2 separate regions of the Homo sapiens genome follow, and region 1 is linked to region 2. A link is a loop called in an ENCODE intact Hi-C map of the cell type or tissue named here. Cell type or tissue: OCI-LY7. All regions are shown on one strand. Links, peaks and the distances in the headings refer to the core of each region. The heading gives the core; the rest is flanking DNA. Region 1 holds the start of GLRA3 (glycine receptor alpha 3). Region 2 has its middle 250 kb from the start of GPM6A-DT.

The links. Hi-C counts contacts between places; a loop is a spot of excess contacts. Peaks named below come from ENCODE experiments on the same cell type or tissue, not always from the same donor. Only the 100,000 strongest peaks of a DNase experiment are listed, where the experiment ranks them.
Region 1: it touches region 2 in a loop (4-fold over the local background); 3 of 110 quality-filtered maps call a loop at or near these places.

Annotation. Positions count from the first base shown.
Region 1 is chr4:174,823,008-174,832,950 of GRCh38, forward strand. GLRA3 (glycine receptor alpha 3) reads right to left here and starts at 6,240. Exons shown (of 10, transcript NM_006529.4): 1 at 5,734-6,240. The coding sequence starts at 5,804. LOC101928551 (a long non-coding RNA gene) reads left to right here and starts at 8,721. Exons shown (of 5, transcript NR_125900.1): 1 at 8,721-8,879. In OCI-LY7, for the core only: CTCF peaks have their summits at 3,888 (motif pointing right) and 4,092; DNase peaks (open chromatin) are centred at 5,954, 6,324 and 6,634; H3K4me3 peaks cover 3,467 bases; H3K27ac peaks cover 2,369 bases.
Region 2 is chr4:175,531,237-175,541,626 of GRCh38, forward strand. No RefSeq gene overlaps it. Among named protein-coding and RNA genes, the nearest start is that of GPM6A-DT, 250 kb to the right of the region's middle. In OCI-LY7, for the core only: CTCF peaks have their summits at 5,812 (motif pointing left) and 6,013; a DNase peak (open chromatin) is centred at 5,805.

The DNA.
Region 1 (9,943 bases), core at 1-8,000, 710 kb before region 2:
TTGAAAATGTGTGTTGTTGCCATGCAGTTGTTAGAATAGCTTCATTTACTGTTACTGAACAGCTCATTCCATATATACACTGTTTGTTGCTAAACAGTTGGTTCTGTCTTTGAATTTCTGCCTGCACTCCAGAACCAGTTCTCTGGAGTTACTTGTCTCTTTTGGCCATTTCCCCAAGCAAAATAAAGCCACAGGCTGTACCATCCACCTAATAAAAAAACAAAAAACTAAAACTCAAAAAAAAAATGTATTTCCACATATACATGTACATACATATGAATTTGAGGCGGGTGGACCGCGAGGTCAGGAGATAGAGACCATCCTGGCTAACATAGTGAAAACCTCTCTCTACCAAAAATACAAAAAATTTAGCTGGGCGTGGTGGCATGTTCCTGTAGTCCCAGCTACTCAGGAGGCTGAGGCAGAAGAATTGCTTGAACCTGGGAGGCAGAAGTTGCAGTGAGCCGAGATTGCACCACTGCACTCCAGCCTGGGCAACAGAGCGAGACTCTGTCTCAAAAAAAGAAAAAAAAAGAATTTATTTTCTATAAGTACTATTAATGCAAGTATATAAATAATCCTGTGGAAAAGGGTAGGAGACAAGTTTGGTGGGCAAATTAAGGAGGCTTTGCTAGATATGTTTCATGATATAAGGAAAAGTAGATGATCTACCTTCTCCAAAATAATTCCCTGAAAATGTCCTGAGAAAACTTGAGTAAAGTATGTCATCTGTAAATATGGACTAGTTTATTAGATTAGCTGAAATTAGAGAAATGCTAATGTTAAGGTCCTCTTGATAAGTGATAGAAAGATATTAATATATGCTATTAATAATAACTGGTCCTTGAGATAAATAGCATAAAACTGTGATAAATCTGCAACTTCATCACTTGGTTCTAATAAGCCTCATCTCTACAGCTGAGCTCAGAGATCTCTGAGTACTTTTCCATGTTCTGTTCCAAGTGTTCTATCCTCATCGTTGACAAATGTATTTTCTATTCTTTCTTTGCACCACAGTATACTCACCTTTATAACCTTTTGTAAATCTGTTGTCTGGCAATTAAATCTATGCAAATACCTGAATTCCTAGCTGAGGCCAGGAAACCTAGCTCTTCTGCAAGCATCTTAACCTCAAAATACCCCGAACCAAATTCAATGTCCTCTTTTCCTCCAACTATCCAAATCCTCTACTATATTTCAGTATTTCTTTTAAGAAACTATATTTTGAAGAAAAATTCTCACATGGTTTCCAACTTCTAAAACAATCAGATTAAACTTTTATTCTAGTAGTGTGTCATTGTTTCTTTACATAGCTCTTAAATAATTGCTATCACCAATCCTATGACTAATAGTAATTTTGAGGTAAACACTACCTCTGAAGAAGAACCGATAGGGATATTTTGAGTCAAGTTATAAAACTATTCCTGTAATGATGACTACTCAGTTATAATTAAATTACTTCTTTCTAAATTTTAGCCATATTCCATCGTGAAGCAATGCTGTGACTCCTCCATATTCTTGTAGTTTTATTAATGTAACTAGCTCAATAGTTGTTGTTAGTAGAATATAATTTTAAATCATGAACTGTAAATTCTTCAACTGAATTTGACAGTCACCTTTTCCCAATCACATACTATATATCTGTATCATTCGTTTTGCATAGAATATTCTCTTTATATATCATTTTGCCCCTTGAACAAATATCTTACAAGGCCCACCACAAGTACCAAGGTTTCTTGATAGTTGCGCTTCCTTATATTCCCTAAAATATTGCTATCTGTACTTTTTTCTTTTGATGTTTGACCCTTTTCCGTTTATTCTAGACTCTAAGTTGCTAAATGGAAAAGGTGACATTTGTTCAATCATCCAAAGCTAAATTGTGCTTAGCACAATTTGTGCACAGAATTTCGTGAATAAATCTTGTTAAATTGCTTAATCTTACATAGTAAACACATAATTGCTGATTGACTTGCCTCAGTACACAGTTGTGTGTTTAAGGGAAGAAAAACTATATAGAAGAGGAAATATTTTTCAAGATGTTCTTTCAATTGGCAGGGCAAATTGCTTGAGGCATTGACTGGACTATGATTCTTCTATACCTGGGACAATTTATTGCTATTTTCAGGGAAAAAGGGAAGGATAATGTTATATATAGCAAAGATTTTTTTAAAACTATACAGAATCTTGCTACACCTCCATGTAGTAAATCATAATAATAGTAAAATTGTATTCCTAGAAATATAGTTTTCTTCAATATCTTACATAGAAAAATAGAGACAACATTAAAAAGGATTCCTCTCATCCTCCAAAACATACCAAAAGCAAAACCAGTAAGCTCTGTGCTAAGATATTTTACTAAGGCTTTGAAGTAAACCAAGAAAATATTACATTTTTTATTATTATGACATCTGAAATTCACACATTCAAGTTTTGACACGATGTGCCCTAATTTATTCAAGTAGCAATACTGTGTTGATATCAACTTGTAAAGATGAAAAATTAAATGATATGGCAAGAAAGTAATCAACTTAAATGAAATATTTTCTGTTGCTTCCCTGCTTTTGGAAGTTGTTCTGCAAGCTCTTCATAATCATCACTTATCTGCATTTCAAAGAAAGCTGAACACTGATGTTTTGTTCTTTATTTTATTAATATGATAACTAAAATCCAAAAGCCATAGAAAAATTATTACATAAAATAGCAATATCCAAAACAAGTATGAAAGTTTTAAAAACTTTTTTGTAAATATTTTGTAAATTTTTTTCTGCTGCTTTTGCCTTAATAATGCTTATTTACTAAAGTATAGATGATACTTTAGTGCTTTTATGTTTTTGAAAGCACTAAAGTTTCATCTGTAGGTTTGTAAAAATATACTAGAAATACTAAAAATTTGTATAGTACGATAACATTACACTGATCAAATTGTGTACTAGTAAGCAACAGAAACTCTTATACATTACTGATATAAGTGTAAAAACATAAAACTACATAGGAATACTGGCAGTATCTACTAAAGTTAAACACACCCATGCCTGTGCTATGCTTAGCAATTCCCCTTCTAGAGAAAGTCTTGGACCTCAACATCATGATCCCAAAATGAATACATGTATTCACCACAAAAGATGTTCAATGATATTCATAACAGTAGTAACAAACCCTAAGAAATACCCAAATACCCATCAACAGGACAATAGATAAGTTAATTTTGATGTATTCATATAATGGCATATGATACAACAATGAGAATGAATAAGCTATTGCTACATGCAACAAGATGGATAAATCATATAAACATAATGCTTATAAAAATAAAGCAGACTCAGAGTAATTATATAAAGTTCTAAAATGGAAAAGATATACTTATTATATAAGTCAGGAGAGTGATTACCTTTGGCCAAGGTAGTGCCTTGGAAAGGATTATGGTGGAGGAAGAGGGTGGGGTGAGTGCTTCTGTGACAGTCACACTTCTACTTGCTGAACTGTAGTCTCTTCACTTGGGTGTGTTCCCTTTGTAAAACTTTATCTAGAGGGAAATGTATTATTTGTGCACTTTTCTTTGTGTATGTTGTATCTCAATAAAAATTTTAAAAAAATCTTCAAAGCCTATGACATAAAAAGTCTGTACTAGTGAATTATTTACTTATAAATATCTGTGGTTTCTGGTTGTTGTTGTTGCCTCCAAATTGCCCTGGTAAGCTGTTTTGAAATTTAAAAATATGTTAAGAATTAATGCCAATACTTTCTTTTGTTTTCATCTTTTTTCTTGTTTCCTTTGTGCTCAATACATCAGGGCTAGAATTAGAGAATAAAGAATCATTTCCAGGAAGACATTTATTTTACAAAATATTTCCAGTAGAGGGAGCTTCCTTTTTTTTTTTTTTTCTATAGGAAATCCTCTTTTGGGGGTCATCACTAAAAGTGAAAATGCTTAATTTTTTACATATAATTAAAGTTCTTCATAGAGTGATAACCTACTCTCATCTAAGACTAGTCATGGATAGAGAAAAATTTATTTGATTTATGAATGGAGAAAGAAAAACTTGATGAAGAATATAAGTTATGAAGTAAACTTTTGTATGTTGTATGTCTTTTCAAAGAAGTACATTTTTGGGCTTCTCATAAAATTTATTTCTAATTAAAATTATTTAACATTAAAAAAGATAAATTCTTATAATCACAATTATCCATTTGAAATACTTTTTCATAACTTTTAACAAAATTGGACAAAAGTCAGAGAATCTAGTGATGAAGATTATTTATCTCAGAACATGTTTTAACAAATATCATAGTGATTGCCATTATACAAATTTAACCTCATTGACCAAAACATTTTAGTTTCTGACTTTAGCTTCCTAAATCTAAGTATCTATCAACTAAGCTAATCTGATTTCTTTGAAAAAAATGTATTTTACCATCTAAGCCATTAAGAAATATAGAGAAATAATCAATTTATATTTTAACATTAAGTTTGTACTCCTTTACATAATAATTTCAGAAATATAAAAGCTCCATATACTTGGCTTTAATTATTACAAATCAAATTTCTGACAATAATAAAGTCACAAAAATTACTAGATCATATCAAGATGATTTTTATTGAAAATACTTTGGTTAAAAATAGTTCAACTTCTTATTTTGGGAAAAAATCAATAATTTCAGAAATAATAACCATCACAGTTTCTATTATATATAGGCAAATGAAAATAATATAACTTTCTATAAGGTAGTTTGAGATACACTATTGGTTTTTATAAGGTAGCCCAAAGATGAAAAATCGACATAGCAATAAAGAATATTTAAATACTTCAAGTAGAAATCAGTATGCATATAACTTAGTTACTCTAGTTATTGGACTTCAATCCTCCTTTGAAAACCTTGCAAGCCATAAAAATGGAAATCCTATGGTAATTAATTGTAACAGTAAAATTAAATTTATATTGGTGGGTCAAAATTCTATATGAGCAGTACCTTATTTTTACACATTCATTAAGAACGGGGTAAAATTATCTGATCCTTTGTCTAGCTCTCTTATACTCTTTAAATTATTTTTTTAAGCCTACCAAATATGACAGGATCATGATAAGAAAATGACATGTCATAGAACAATTTCATAGTTTAATGGCTTTGTTATAATATTACTTTACTCAAGAAGATTATTCCTGACATAGAACATATCTAATAATCTATTTATGATTTTGCCTTCATGTATTACCTGAGCTAGGTCATTAGAAAATAGTACTTGCAAGGCCCTTATTTTGATTCATTTAACTTAACCTCTGAATATAGCAACAACATTTGGAGTTTCTCTCATCAGTAAATGACTATGGTCTGTATTTCTGCATTAAAAAAAGTAATGTCTCGTTTCTAAATACTAAATGTTTTGTAACTTTCAAAAAAAGAGTAACACCCAAATTATATAATTCACTTAGAAAACGGGAACTTTAAAAGCAATTTGAGAAGGAAAACGTAGGCTTTTAAAATAATTTTTTTTTCTCAGCTGCAAATAACGCAAGATGCCAGTTACTAAAATGCACTAATCAATGAAAAAGCAAATGAGTAGGTCTCAGTAGATAGACTGCTAAATAATTTAGACAGAAAACAATACGATTAAATTGATTGTTTCAACAAGTCAATATAGAATTGCAAATTTCCCGGTCTCATCAATAACAAGTGGTTGCAACGTAATGCACAGGCTTAATGAGTTCTCCGACTGTTAAATCCAAGCGAACTCACCTGAGTAACAGTGCTGCTTCCCAGAAGTAAAATCCCGAAACTAATGTCCGAAAGTGTCTCACGTGGGCCATGATACGGAGAGATATTCACGATCCTGAAAATAGTCTTATCCAAGGCATGGGGAACCAGAAAGACAGAATGAAAATGTACAATCTAACCCCGCATGGTGTTGGTGTAGACTGATGCTTGGGAAGCTTCAGCACCTTAGACAGCTCCCCGCAGTATGCGGACCCCTTCTCAGCATTGAGCAGAAGTGGAGAGTCACAGTGTTATAAATGTGCAGGTGATTTTTACAGTGAAATTACAAAAATGAGTGAGATGAAATGTCTGAAGTGCCTAGGTGCTGGGCAACAGTTCTCTAAAGCTCCAGCAGCAAAGGAAGAATGTTCGTTCTTCCCTGACTGAGACCCAGGATTGGAGGAAGAAGAGCAGCAACAGCCGGAAAGAGGACGCCTCTCCACCTGCTCCAAGCGCCGCCCGCCGGAATCCAGCTCTCCACCTTGGGTTAAAACCCGAGACCCGGAGCGCGGCAAAGGGAAGCGGGGGTGGGGCCGGACAACCCGGTCCTGTCGACCAATCACGACCGCACAGCGGGACGGAGTGACAGGCCACTTACGACGGTAGGCGGGGCTTAGCGCTTCACCCTTTAACAAAACCCAAACAAACCAAACGGCGACTGGAGCGAGGTGGGCGGAAAAAGCCACCTGGGAAAGTCAGCGGTTTTGTGGATTAGGTAGTGTAACCCCGCAGGAGGGACCCTTTAGTATTCCCTTCCGGGAAAAGGCACACTTTAGGTCTTCTCGGATGTGACACTGTCTGTTACACTCTACACCGAAATACAAGAGTCAGCAGTAAACCCAGACCCTGGCGGAGGGCTGGGGAAGAGAAGACAATGTGGTGCGTGAACGCCCGTGGAACGGAAGAACCAGCTGCTTCTAGAATCCTCTCAAGCCTGGCCAGCTTCTGGCCAGGAAGCGTTGTTGACTGGATTTAAGTTGGGTTTCCTTAAGTAATAGTAAGGGTTCTAAAAAGATGAAGGTGTGAAGTCTAAAGAGATGGCTGCTAGAGACGCAAGGCTTCCCACCATTTTTTTTTTTTTTGGTCTTTCCCGTTTTACATCTTCACAGTAAGTTTAAGTGAGAAGAACAGCTAGATCACATGGTACTATAAGGTCCATCTTTTCTCCGTCATGTCAGCTTTCTGTCCTTCTCTTTCTCTATTCTTTTCCCCCTCTCCTTCTCTGTCCCTGTTTTCCTCCCCTCCCACATTTATTTACTTTGGGTTTTGGATGGAAGACTGGAAAAGAAAAGTGTGTGTGTGTGTGTGTGTGTGTGTGTGTGTGTGTTGTGTTGTTTATGTATTTCAAAGTAATAGAAGTTTTTTAAAAATTAAAACTTCTTTGATCTTTATAGTGGCTCTTATTTACTATCAGCCATGATCAAATGTTCATTCCTTGAATCTTAGATTTTCCCCAAAACTTCCTCAGATATTTATTCTGAAATCCCTACTTTCATCTCTTAACTTAGTCTAATGACATGTCAAAAATGATTCCTCATCTTGACACGTTGGTTATTCCTGAAATTCTCTGTTTAACTGGAAAGCATAAGTCACCACCTTCCAACCCTCTCATATGAAAAATCTCTCTCTCTACACTTTAGTAAAAAAGTTTTATTTACATTCAGTGACAATAAAGAGTTTCCTGGATTTATTTCTAGATGTTTTTATTATACTTGTCTCTTTTCACATAGTGGTTTTCTGATTTAAATCATAAACTGCCAGAAGTTTCATAAGGGACACCATTGATTCTGCCCAGGAATATTTGTACCTGGAGAAGATTCATACCATTTTTATCAACTTAATTATTCACGATGAATCTTTTGAAATCTCACTAAGCACAAAAGCTTTTTAGTTGGCGATTCTTTGAATAGCAGTAATAATTGTTTAAAAACGTACGCATTAAAAAACTTCAAAACTTTATTTCAAGAATACGTGGATTCCTTGCTCTGCTTAACCACTGACTGGGTACTTTGAGAAAAGGTATCCTCTTTAAAAAATATCTTTATATATATATATATATTTAAAGTATATTTATTGAGAAAATTAGATTAAATGATCTTGCAGATTTATTCTCTGGCTTGATGGAGACAATGTATGTTTAAGTCAGTAAATTAATAGATAATATTAAAACTCTCTTTAGAGTAATCTGGAAAATTAAATTACACAATGGCTTAAAAGCCAGGATAATTTTAACTATTTCAACTTGTAGTTAACATAAAACATAGAAATATACTTTATAAAATTAGTACGGATATGAAATTAGTATGGATCTAATCCTTTTTAAATATAAAGTTCATATGAAAGAATGGCTGGAATCCTCGTAATACTCATTTTTCATAACACCATAATTATTGTCTTCAAATTACTTGTCACTCTTTGTTATCATCCTCCTCATTTATTTGTTTGACTTTTTCACTAGAGTGAGGACAATGGCCACTATTTAGCACAACACTTAGCATATAATAGATACTCAGTATTCGTTGGGTGCATTAATTATCACATTGGAAACACAATATGTATTTTCTCTATTAGTAAATGAAGGAAGTTGTTACAGTGCATTGGGAACTAGACTAATTAGGTATATTTAAAATTGAGTGATTGTGGTGCTCTGTTTCTTTCAGTTAACGTTTGATGTTTAATTTTCTAGTGTATTTTTGTTGAGGGATATTTATATTGTTTGTTTTAATTTCTATAAGGTCAAACAGAATATTATGCATCTACATATTTTTGGTAGCTGTCTTGTAAATCGTACTCTTTTCAGAGTAATAGTACTGATTGAATGGGTAGGCGAGTGAATGTGTTTTTGGGGTAGGGGGAACCTTCTGTGGCTGACGATTAGATGATCAGCCCATTCATATACAACTGTGCTGGATTGTGACATGGCCACATCTCAGCTTTACCTTTCGTGGCCTTTATTATTGCTTTCTTGCACTAATGGATTCTACTTCACATTATATAGGACATGGGACTTCGGAGCTTAATGGGATATCGATCTTCATCATGCTTAATACTTACTTTTCAAGAGAAAGCAATTGTAGACCAGTGTGGTTAAGTGACGGTTACAAGCCCTCATATCCAGTAAGCAGAAGGTATCAAATTTCAATCTGGGGCTTTTGGTTCATTGTCTAGTTTTCTTTTGTTCACTACCATGGAGCTATTTTTAAGGCACATTTATTCTATTTTTTCAAAATATGTGTACATTGCCTAAGCAACAGAAAGATCAATTTCAGTATAATGATAAAGGTGCCTCTTTTATTTAGTTAGCTTTTTTACATTTCCTCAGTTGTTACTACCAATGATCTAAAACCTGGGATATTTTACACATATTGTTGAGATGCTTTGCTATTTAATAAAAGCCCCATATACTCTTTAAGTCAATGTAGTATAGAATTAGTGCTAGTTTACTGAGAGTTGATTGGATTCAGTAGCATTGAATCATTCTAACCATCTCATCAAAAGTTGATATACAGATCAAAATGCCAGTTTAAACACTTACCAAAAGTAATGTTACTTTTGAAATAATTAGAATATTGACATCTTTGAATTAACACTCCCTAAGGTTGAAATAAAGTTTTAATTTAGGAATCAATCAGAAAGTTGCTTATTTAATATAAATCTAGTAGAGAATAATTAGCCCTATGGCAGGCTTACATATTGTCACTGAATATGAGCCTAGTGAACTTACCTTCTGCATAAGGATTGACCTACTGAGAACACTAGAATAATCATGAAATGTTATTAGTTGATTTGGTGACCCTCTATTTTGAATAGAGGGAGAATATCCAATAATTTATTTACATTTGCTTGTCTAGGCTACACAATTTTGTACATGAATCTCAGCAACAGCTTCCTAATTGTTTCTCCTGCTAATCTAATTAAAGTTCCATTGTAAATATTAAGTTTTTTAAAGTAAATCAAACGATGCTACTTCTATTCCCAAAGCCCTTTATTTCCAATGCAACAAATTGAATTCATACTCCCTTTTATAACTCACGAGACTCTGAATACTATCCCGTTGGTAATCTCCTGAGCCTCATTTTTTTAAATGTGAAATTGTATTTATTTTTTGTACATTTTGTAGACAGTTTTAACTTTTCAGAATATTTAAATGAGTAATTTATTGTAAAATCCACAGAAAATTTATTTTGCTTAT
Region 2 (10,390 bases), core at 1,348-9,347:
AAAGTGAAAGGATGTTGTTTCACATATGTATTATCAGGGATGGGGTTTCTGAGAACTGAACTTGTGTGGTACCCTGAATGAAGCGAAGGCTTGAGCCATACAAATTTCTAGGAGAAGGAAAAGAATAGTCCTAAGGTCTTCAGTGCTAAAGGACTAAAAAGGGGCCATGGTCACTAAATAGGGTTTGATAGTAAAAAAAAAAAAAAAAAAAAAAAAAAATGGCCAGAGAGATAATCAGAGGTAAATCAAGTCTGGCTTTGCAGAAGACAGTAAAGGCTTTGAATTTCATTCTGAATATAATAAGAAAGCTTTGGATGGATTTGAGCAGCAGAGTGACTCATCTAATATTTTTATAGAAAGGTCACTCTTGTGGCTGTGCAAATACACTGAGGAGCTTGAGGAAGAAATGAATCACAGAAACAACAGAAGCTTGGGTGGTAGTGGAAGTTGTGTTAAAAATTGATTGAATTTCTAATGTATTTTAAAGAATAAAATATATTAGAGTAACAAAATGTTCCAATTAACTGAAAGTAGATAAGAGACAGAAGCATCAAAGATGTCTCTTAAGCGTTTTGCCCAATCAAGGAGATGGAGATGACATCAACTGCAATTGGTTTGCAGATCCGAAACTCAGTGTTAGGTGAGTGAAGCTTGAGATGCCTGTTGACATGCTAATATTAGGTAAATCAATATACATAGAAACGTGGAATTAGCCATGGGTCACTATGACGATATGCATTTGGGAAGCAGCAAGTATTCACAGATATGATACTTAGTGATTATTAGACAAACCAGAGGTCCTTGGATAAAAACCTGGGACATTACCTTGTTTAGGGGTCAGGAAGACAAAGAAGATTCAGCAAAGGTAACTGAGAAAAAAATAAAATTAGGTCGTGTCAAAAGAAAAGTAAAGAAGGAAGTTTTAAGAAAGAGGCAGTAACTAGCTTAAAAAAAAAAATCCTATGACATACCTATTAACTCCTAGTTTCTAGTTGTATTAGTTTTCTAGGGCTGCTGTAATAAAGTACTACAAACTGAGTGGCTTAAACAACAGAAATTTTTTGTCTTACAGTATTGGAGGCTGGAAGTCCAATATCAAGGTGTCAGCAGGGTTGACTGCTTCTGAGGCTGCGAGGAAGAATCTGTTCCATGTCTTTTTTATAGCTTCTGGTGGTTTTCTGGAATTGCGTTCTTTGGCTTGCAATGCATCACTCAAGGTCTGCTTTCATCCATTCTTAGTATTCTCCCAGTGTGTCTGTCCAAAATTCCCCCTTTATAGAAGGACAGCAGCCATGTTGGATAGGGAAGAAGGTCCAGCATGACCTCATCTTAAGTGTCCCCCTAACAGCCCTATTTCTTTTTTTTATTGTTACTAGAAATTATTTTATTTTATTCTATTTTATTATTATTATACTTTAGGTTTTAGGGTACATGTGCACAACGTGCAGGTTAGTTACATATGTATACATGTGCCATGCTGGTGTGCTGCACCCATTAACTCATCATTTAGCATTAGGTATATCTCCTAAAGCTATCCCTCCCCCATCCCCCCACCCCACAACAGTCCCCAGAGTGTGATGTTCCCCTTCCTGTGTCCGTGTGTTCTCATTGTTCAATTCCCACCTATGAGTGAGAATATGCAGTGTTTGGTTTTTTGTTCTTGCGATAGTTTACTGAGAATGATGATTTCTAATTTCATCCATGTCCCTACAAAGGACATGAACTCATCATTTTTTATGGCTGCATAGTATTCCATGGTGTATATGTGCCACATTTTCTTAATCCAGTCTATCATTGTTGGACATTTGGGTTGGTTCCAAGTCTTTGCTATTTTGAATAGTGCCACAATAAACATACGTGTGCATGTGTCTTTATAGCAGCATGATTTATGGTCCTTTGGGTATATACCCAGTAATGGGATGGCTGAGTCAAATGGTATTTCTAGTTCTAGATCCTTGAGGAATCGCCACACTGACTTCCACAAGGGTTGAACTAGTTTACAGTCCCATCAACAGTGTAAAACTGTTCCTATTTCTCCACATCCTCTCCAGCACCTGTTGTTTCCTGACTTTTTAATGATTGCCATTCTAACTTGTGTGAGATGGTATCTCATTGTGGTTTTGATTTGCATTTCTCTGATGGTCAGTGATGGTGAGCATTTTTTCATGTGTTTTTCGGCCGCATAAATGTATTCTTTTGAGAAGTGTCTGTTCATGTCCTTCGCCCACTTTTTGATGGGGTTGTTTGTTTTTTTCTTGTAAATTTGTTTGAGTTCATTGTAGATTCTGGATATTAGCCCTTTGTCAGATGAGTAGGTTGCGAAAATTTTCTCCCATTTTGTAGGTTGCCTGTTCACTCTGATGGTAGTTTCTTTAGCTGTGCAGAAGCTCTTGAGTTTAATTAGATCCCATTTGTCAATTTTGGCTTTTGCTTTTGGTGTTTTAGACATGAAGTCCTTGCCCATGCCTATGTCCTGAATGGTAATGCCTAGGTTTTCTTCTAGGGTTTTTATGGTTTTAGGTCTACCATTTAAGTCTTTAATCCATCTTGAATTAATTTTTGTATAAGGTGTAAGGAAGGGATCCAGTTTCAGCTTTCTACATACGGCTAGCCAGTTTCCCCAGCACCATTTATTAAATAGGGAATCCTTTCCCCATTGCTTGTTTTTCTCAGGTTTGTCAAAGATCAGATAGTTGTAGATATGCGGCATTATTTCCGAGTGCTCTGTTCTGTTCCATTGATCTATATCTCTGTTTTGGTACCAGTACCATGCTGTTTTGGTTACATAATTGGAAGTAAAGCTCTCCTCAGCAAATGTAAAAGATCAGAAATTATAAGAAACTGTCTCTCAGACCACAATGCAATCAAACTAGAACTCAGGATTAAGAAACTCACTCAAAACCGCTCAATAGCACGGAAGCTGAACAACCTGCTCCTGAATAACTACTGGGTACATAACGAAATGAAGGCAGAAATAAAGATGTTCTTTGAAACCAATGAGAACAAAGACACAACATACCAGAATCTCTAGGACACATTCAAAGCAGTGTGTAGAGGGAAATTTATAGCACTAAATGCCCACAAGAGAAAGCAGGAAAGATCCAAAATTGACACCCTAACATCACAATTAAAAGAACTAGAAAAGCAAGAGCAAACACATTCAAAAGCTAGCAGAAGGCAAGAAATAACTAAAATCAGAGCAGAACTGAAGGAAATAGAGACACAAAAAACCCTTCAAAAAATTAATGAATCCAGGAGCTGGTTTTTTGAAAGGATCAACAAAATTGATAGACCGCTAGCAAGACTAATAAAGAAGAAAACACAGAAGTATCAAATAGATGCAATAAAAAATGATAAAGGGGATATCACCACCGATCCCACAGAAATACAAACTACCCTCAGAGAATGCAAACACCTCTACACAAATAAACTAGAAAATCTAGAAGAAATGGATAAATTCCTCGACACTAACTAAACCAAGACTAAACCAGGAAGAAGTTGAATCTCTGAATAGACCAATAACAGGCTCTGAAATTGTGGCAATAATCAATAGCTTACCAACCAAAAAGAGTCCAGGACCAGATGGATTCACAGCTGAATTCTACCAGAGGTACAAGGAAGAACTGGTACCATTCCTTCTGAAACTATTCCAATCAATAGAAAAAGAGGGAATCCTCCCTAACTCATTGTATGAGGCCAGCATCATCCTGATACCAAAGCTGGGCAGAGACACAACCAAAAAAGAGAATTTTAGACCAATATGCTTGATGAACATTAATGCAAAAATCCTCAATAAAATACTGGCAAACCGAATCCAGCAACATATCAAAAAGCTTATCCACCATGATCAAGTGGGCTTCATCCCTGGGATGCAAGGCTGGTTCAATATACGCAAATCAATAAATGTAATCCAGCATATAAACAGAACCAAAGACAAAAACCACATGATTATCTCAATAGATGCAGAAAAGGCCTTTGACAAAATTCAACAACGCTTCATGCTAAAAACTCTCAATAAATTAGGTATTGATGGGACGTATCTCAAAATAATAAGAGCTATCTATGACAAACCCACAGCCAATATCATACTGAATGGGCAAAAACTGGAAGCATTCCCTTTGAAAACTGGCACAAGACAGGGATGCCCTCTCTCACCACTCCTATTCAACGTAGTGTTGGAAGTTCTGGCCAGGGCAATCAGGCAGGAGAAGGAAATAAAGGGTATTCAATTAGGAAAAGAGGAAGTCAAATTGTCCCTGTTTGCAGATGACATGATTGTATATCTAGAAAATCCCATTGTCTCAGCCCAAAATCTCCTTAAGCTGATAAGCAAATTCAGCAAAGTCTCAGGATACAAAATTAATGTACAAAAATCACAAGCATTCTTATACACCAATAACAGACAAACAGCGAGCCAAATCATGAGTGAACTCCCATTCACAACTGCTACAAAGAGAATAAAATACCTAGGAATCCAATTTACAAGGGATGTGAAGGACCTCTTCAAGGAGAACTACAAACCACTGCTCAAGGAAATAAAAGAGGATACAAACAAATGGAAGAACATTCCATGTTCATGGGTAGGAAGAATCAATATCATGAAAATGGCCATACTGCCCAAGGTAATTTATAGATTCAATGCCATCCCCATCAAGCTACCAATGACTTTCTTCACAGAATTGGAAAAAACTACTTTAAAGTTCATATGGAACCCAAAAAGAGCCTGCATCGCCAAGTCAATCCTAAGCCAAAAGAACAAAGCTGGAGTCATCACGCTACCTGACTTCAAACTATAACAGCCCTATTTCTAAATAAGGTCACTTTCTGAGGTACTAGTGGTAAGCACTTCAACATATAAAATTTAGCGGGACACAGTTCAACCCATAACATGATTTTTCTATGTAATATAGTTTAGAAGTAGCTGGTTTGGACATATTTAACAAGTCCAGTACTTGGGAAATATGCTATTAAAATTTTTTCCATTATATTACAATTTATATAAATATACTTGGATATTGATGTTCTCTTTTTTGTTAATGGAAAATAAGCTGATTTTAGAATTTTAACAAAACCTCCAATACTTCTTATTTTACTTTACATCAAGGTTGGGTCAATATATCTACATTGAAATTTCCTCAGATAACCAAAATATCAGACATTAAGAAATAATCTAGGACATTGTGGAATTTTTTATGAGTATAAATGTTTTGATTAACTTTTGTGTAGCCATAATTATTAAGATACTCTTTCTAACTGAGGAGCTCCCTGTTTGCAATACTGAGAACCAGCTATGTACTACAAGGTCTAGAGATAAATGCCAAAGGTTGAGGAGAAAATATGTTTATACAAATCTCTAGAAATGGCATTTTGAAGTGAAACCTTGATGCCATTTGATTTGTTATAATTTTTTTCTTTACAATTTCATCAAAATAAAGATTCAAAAAGAAATGAATCTGGTTAACGAAGTCCCTGTTTGATTTTAATAAATCAAACCAATTTGGTTTTTTTATGAAGTTATGTTTAATTCATATTAAATCATTTTATTAAATGTCTGAGGAAAAAAATCTCAAATTTTAAAAACTTTAAACCATAAAGCAGCTCATCATAGAACATGTATTATTTTAGACTCTTGTGCTCATTAAACACAGAATTGGCAAACAATTTTGGAAATTGTATCATATATGGAATGAGAGGAGTTAAGACAACAACCTAAGTTATTGTCCGTAAAAGAAATTCTGCTTCCTAATTCAATAAGCCTTTAGAGAACCTAAGTTGCCACAGTTACCTCACTAAAGAAAAGACAAACAACGACACCTTGTGGCTAAAAACCTTCTTCCATTTTTGACAATTTTGAGTTTCCGAGGCTTGATACGAAGTTGTAGCCTTTCTAGATGAATACACAGCATTAGATAAAAGAATTATAAATATATAATAAAATTGAACATACATATTCAGTTTGTATGCTAATGAAATTAGATTTAAAAATAAAATTGATTTCAATAGCTCTGGTTTCTTTTTCCTATAAAAGTAACATTTAATGTGATTCAAAACTAACCATCTAAAATAAAATCGTAACAACAAATTACAAATGAGCATTTTAGTTTCTAGTAATGTATCCATTATTTAGTATAAATGTATATTGGTAAATTGGATAAACTGACAACCCGAGTACTTCCTACAGCTTTATGATTCAGCTAATAGAAACCATTATCACAATGCTCGTACCTGAAGCACCCAAAAAAAATAATTTCTAAGTCATAGTCCTTTGATCAAGACTCAAAAACATACAGCAAAAGGGAAAAATGTAATCTTTTTTTTCTTTTTTTTTTGAGTTGGACTCTTGATTTGTCACCCAGGCTGGAGTACAGTGGCATGATCTTGGCTAACTGCAATCTCTGCCTCCCAGGTTCAAGCAACTCTCCTGCCTTGGCCTCCCAAGTAGCTGGAACTACAGGCATGTGCCACCACACCTGGCTAGTTTTTGTTTTGTTTTGTTTTCTTGTTTGTTTGTTTTTTAGTAGAGACGGGGTTTCACCATGTTGGCCAGGTTGGTCTCAAACTCCTGACCTCAAGTGATCCGCTCACCATGGCCTACCAAAGTGCTAAGATTACAGGCATGAGCCACCGTGCCCATAATCATTAACTTTTCTTCAAACAGTTGTGTCGTCTGTCATAAATACCGAAGGTCCCATCATATTTACTCAAAATACTAAAAGACTAAAGAGAAAGACACTGTTTTTTCATGACCTCATTAATTTCTCAGTCTGGATTTAAGGCATTTTTATATGCCAAATCATTATTTAGGAGACCTATTAAAAGCCATCATTTTCTCACAGGAAGTGTTAAAATAAATAGGACGTTTTGAAAACTAGTCATTATATTTTGTATCTAGAAGTAGCTGGGGATAAGTGAGAGTCATGTAGATTTTCCCATGTTTGTCGAGATCCACTTGTCTTATGATACTGCTTCTGATCAAAATCATATGAATGCTTCTCAGAACCATTCCCTGAGAAAAAACATCTCCTCATCCTTTTAGTTTTGAATTTTTCTCTTTGTCCATTAGATCTATGACTTTATTGTAAACTACCTCAAATCCTTGGTGGAGCCAGCTGGTTAGGAAAACAAATTAAAATAATAAAGGATGAAATGAGTAATTATAGCTAGCACCTATGGAAAACTTACTGCATAAAACGCAGTGTTCTGAGTGCTTTACATGATTTAACTACAATTTCACTTCAAAAGCCTGTATGTATGTGGTAGATACTATCCCCATTTTATAGGTGGGACAACTGCGTCATTGATTAAGTATCTCACCCAGGGTTGCAGAGCTAGTAAGTGGCAGTTCTAGGATTCAAACGCGGGCAATTTTCTAAAGGCTGCTATCCTGATTCAAAAGGAGAGGGAAACACCATTGGTTTCCCAGCTTGGAGACAGTTCAGAGATGGATGCCAGTCATGGTGCAAACAGGAGACCTCAGACAAGCTACTCAGCATCCATAAACTTCTAGAGGCTTAAATGTATTTAAGCAATACATGTATTTTTCAAGAATTCCAGGATTCAGTGAGCTTTCTGGTAAAGCTTTGGCCAGAAGACCACCATCCTATTGCTTATAAATTGTTTGTTGAGGGGAACAAAGAGGGCATTTAAAAGGAACCAGTTCCTATATTCCACTTGGAAGTCTTGGGCTTCTAGGGAACAACCATGTTTTGATTCTCCAGATATCACGATCATTTAACAAATGAAATGCTGAGTCTGAGAAAAATAAAACTGAATATTACATTCGAAGTCGTTTTGCCCTACCACAATATCTTTCATGGCTCCAAGGCATGTCATCAAGTGCTCAAAATATCCTCTAAGGAACTTTCACTTAATTTGCTTGATTTTTAAATATATATTTTTAATTCACCTGATATTTGAAAGAGCCACAAATCCCACAAATTACTGTATTTACTCTGTGGAGCCTGGGGAATTTAGGATTAACTGAGCAGTTGGGGTGTGGGGGGTGGGGGTGGAAAGTGTTAAACTAAAAATAAAAAGGTTTAAAATGTTTTCCAAAATTCTTGAGCATAAGAATGTAGGATTTAGTACTCTAATTAATGGGATTAGATGGTTTAGAGGAGCTTGAAAATGGATAAACTGGAATTTTTCACAGTAAAGTAGACAATTCTAACTTCATTTACCTTAAAGTAGAAAAATTACATTAACTCATCTGTATCTCCAGAGTGCTGACACAAAGTGGATCTTGTTTATACTAAATAGAATAGAGAAAAAAATTTTCAAAGACTGGGCAAAGATAAAGCTGCAATAAAAGTCATCAGTGCTTGAAACACTCAAATGTTCCCTGAAGACTTGACTTTAAATTTCCAATTTAAATGGAAAAACTCTTAAACAGCATCACATTTACAATGGTGCACGCCAGTTATGTAATAGGAGGATAGACATAAATGCCAAAGGTTAAGTAAATAAATTGGTATTTATACACAGCTCTAGAAATGGTATTTTGAAATGAACCCTTGGTTTCTGTTTGATTTGGACCATCTCTCTTTCTCTTACTAATCCAGTTCAATCAAAACAAAATAAGGATTCAATAAAGACTGAATCTGGTTAACGAAGTTCCTATCAATTTCAGTAATTTAAACCAATCTGTTTCTTTGAAGTTATATTTAATTTATATTGAGTTATTCTATTAAATTTTTTAAAATCCTCAAACTTTAAAAACTCTTTTAAATATGCCACAGTTCACCATAGAATACGGATAGAACCTAAAATAAAATGTGGCTTTTAGTGAGTGACCAATAATTGCAGTAGTTTTTATTGTTATTAAGAGTTTTAATTTAAGGAAGATTACATAACACGGAAATTTATCATTGAACTTACAAAGAGCGGCTGTAAAAAGGGAATGAATCATTTTTAAAATGTCTTCATCACCTAAGTTTGCTTATCTAAAGGGAATCTTTAGCTGAAATTTTAATTACCTGATATGTACACCTGTCTAGATCAAAAACTTTGAAAAGAAAACTTTTTTTTTTCTCTAATTGCCACACTGTTTAAACAAGAAAATGATAATCATTTCTTCTATGTCAAACAGATGTAGATCTTTCCAGATGCTGATAGGGAATATCCTGACATATATAGAATGTCTTTAGCTAGTGAGTCATATCAATATAACAGAGTCATAAGAATGGAATTTCTTCAGGTAATTTTCCATTCAAACTTGTAAACTTATATGTGACCCAAGAGTGTGTGTGTGTGTGTGTGTCCGTGTGTCTGTGTGTGTGTGTTTGGGGTCTATCTAGAAATAAAGCTTTGTAATAAATAATAAATCAAAAAAAATTAGAAATTTGTCCATACTATTCATTTGTTTTAATTATTTTCTTCTAAAGTTTCATATTTGTAGAATTGTTGCTTACATTTTATATACTAGTCTCATGAATGGATACAGTCTAGGAGATGCAGGATATTTTTCTGACCCCTTCGTGGGACTAGTGGCAGGGGAGCTATTTACTCAGCCCACCCCACTCAACCCCTTGCAGGAGGGAGTGAGCGAGAGAATGAGTGTGTGAACCAAAATGAGTGAGTGTAGGAACCGGCAGGCTGCTTTAGCCCCAGCAGGAGCAAACTGTGCAGGCCCTGTGGCAGCGTCCAGGTGGGGGTGCCTGTGACCACAATGCCCCAGAGAGCATGCTACAAGGCTCTCTTAGCTCCACCGTCATGCAGACAGCAGCATGTTATTAGCTCAGTGGGCCCTTTGCCTCATCGCGTGGGGCAGCTATCTTCTGCCAGCAAGGGCAAAGGGCCAGTGTGACAGCCTTTTTGGGTATCTGCACTTGGTGTTTCCCGAATTCTTGTTCAGTGTCCAAGAGGAATCAGGTCATGACAAACTGAAGGATGGTGAATGTGGAGAATTTTACTAAGCAATGAAAGTGGCTCTCAGGGAAGAGGGGAGCTAGAAAGGGGATGGGGAGGGCAGGTCACTCTCCCCTGAAGTCAGGCCACTTCTCTGCCTCTCTCTTCTGAAGTCAAGTTGCCTCTTTCCAGCATCCATCTACTTTTCCTCTCCACCGGCTGAGTCAGGGGTCTTCATAGGCACAGGATAGGGAGCAGAGTAGGCCATAGGTAATCTTGGAAAAGGCAACATTCGATTGGTAAAAAGACATTATTCACAAAGAACCAATTGGGAGAGAGCAGGCACACAGAGATGGAAGTTCTCACTTTGGGCCACAGATTCCAGGCTTTTTGGCTCAAAGGTAAGGTTTTGCCAGGGACTCACCTCGGTCTGCCTAGAATTTCTCTGCCTCCTGTCACTATCACAGGGATTCCATGTTTCTTCATTAAGACAATGATGCTAAAAGAACAAATAAAATTGCTTGGTTTTGGTATGTTGGGGCTT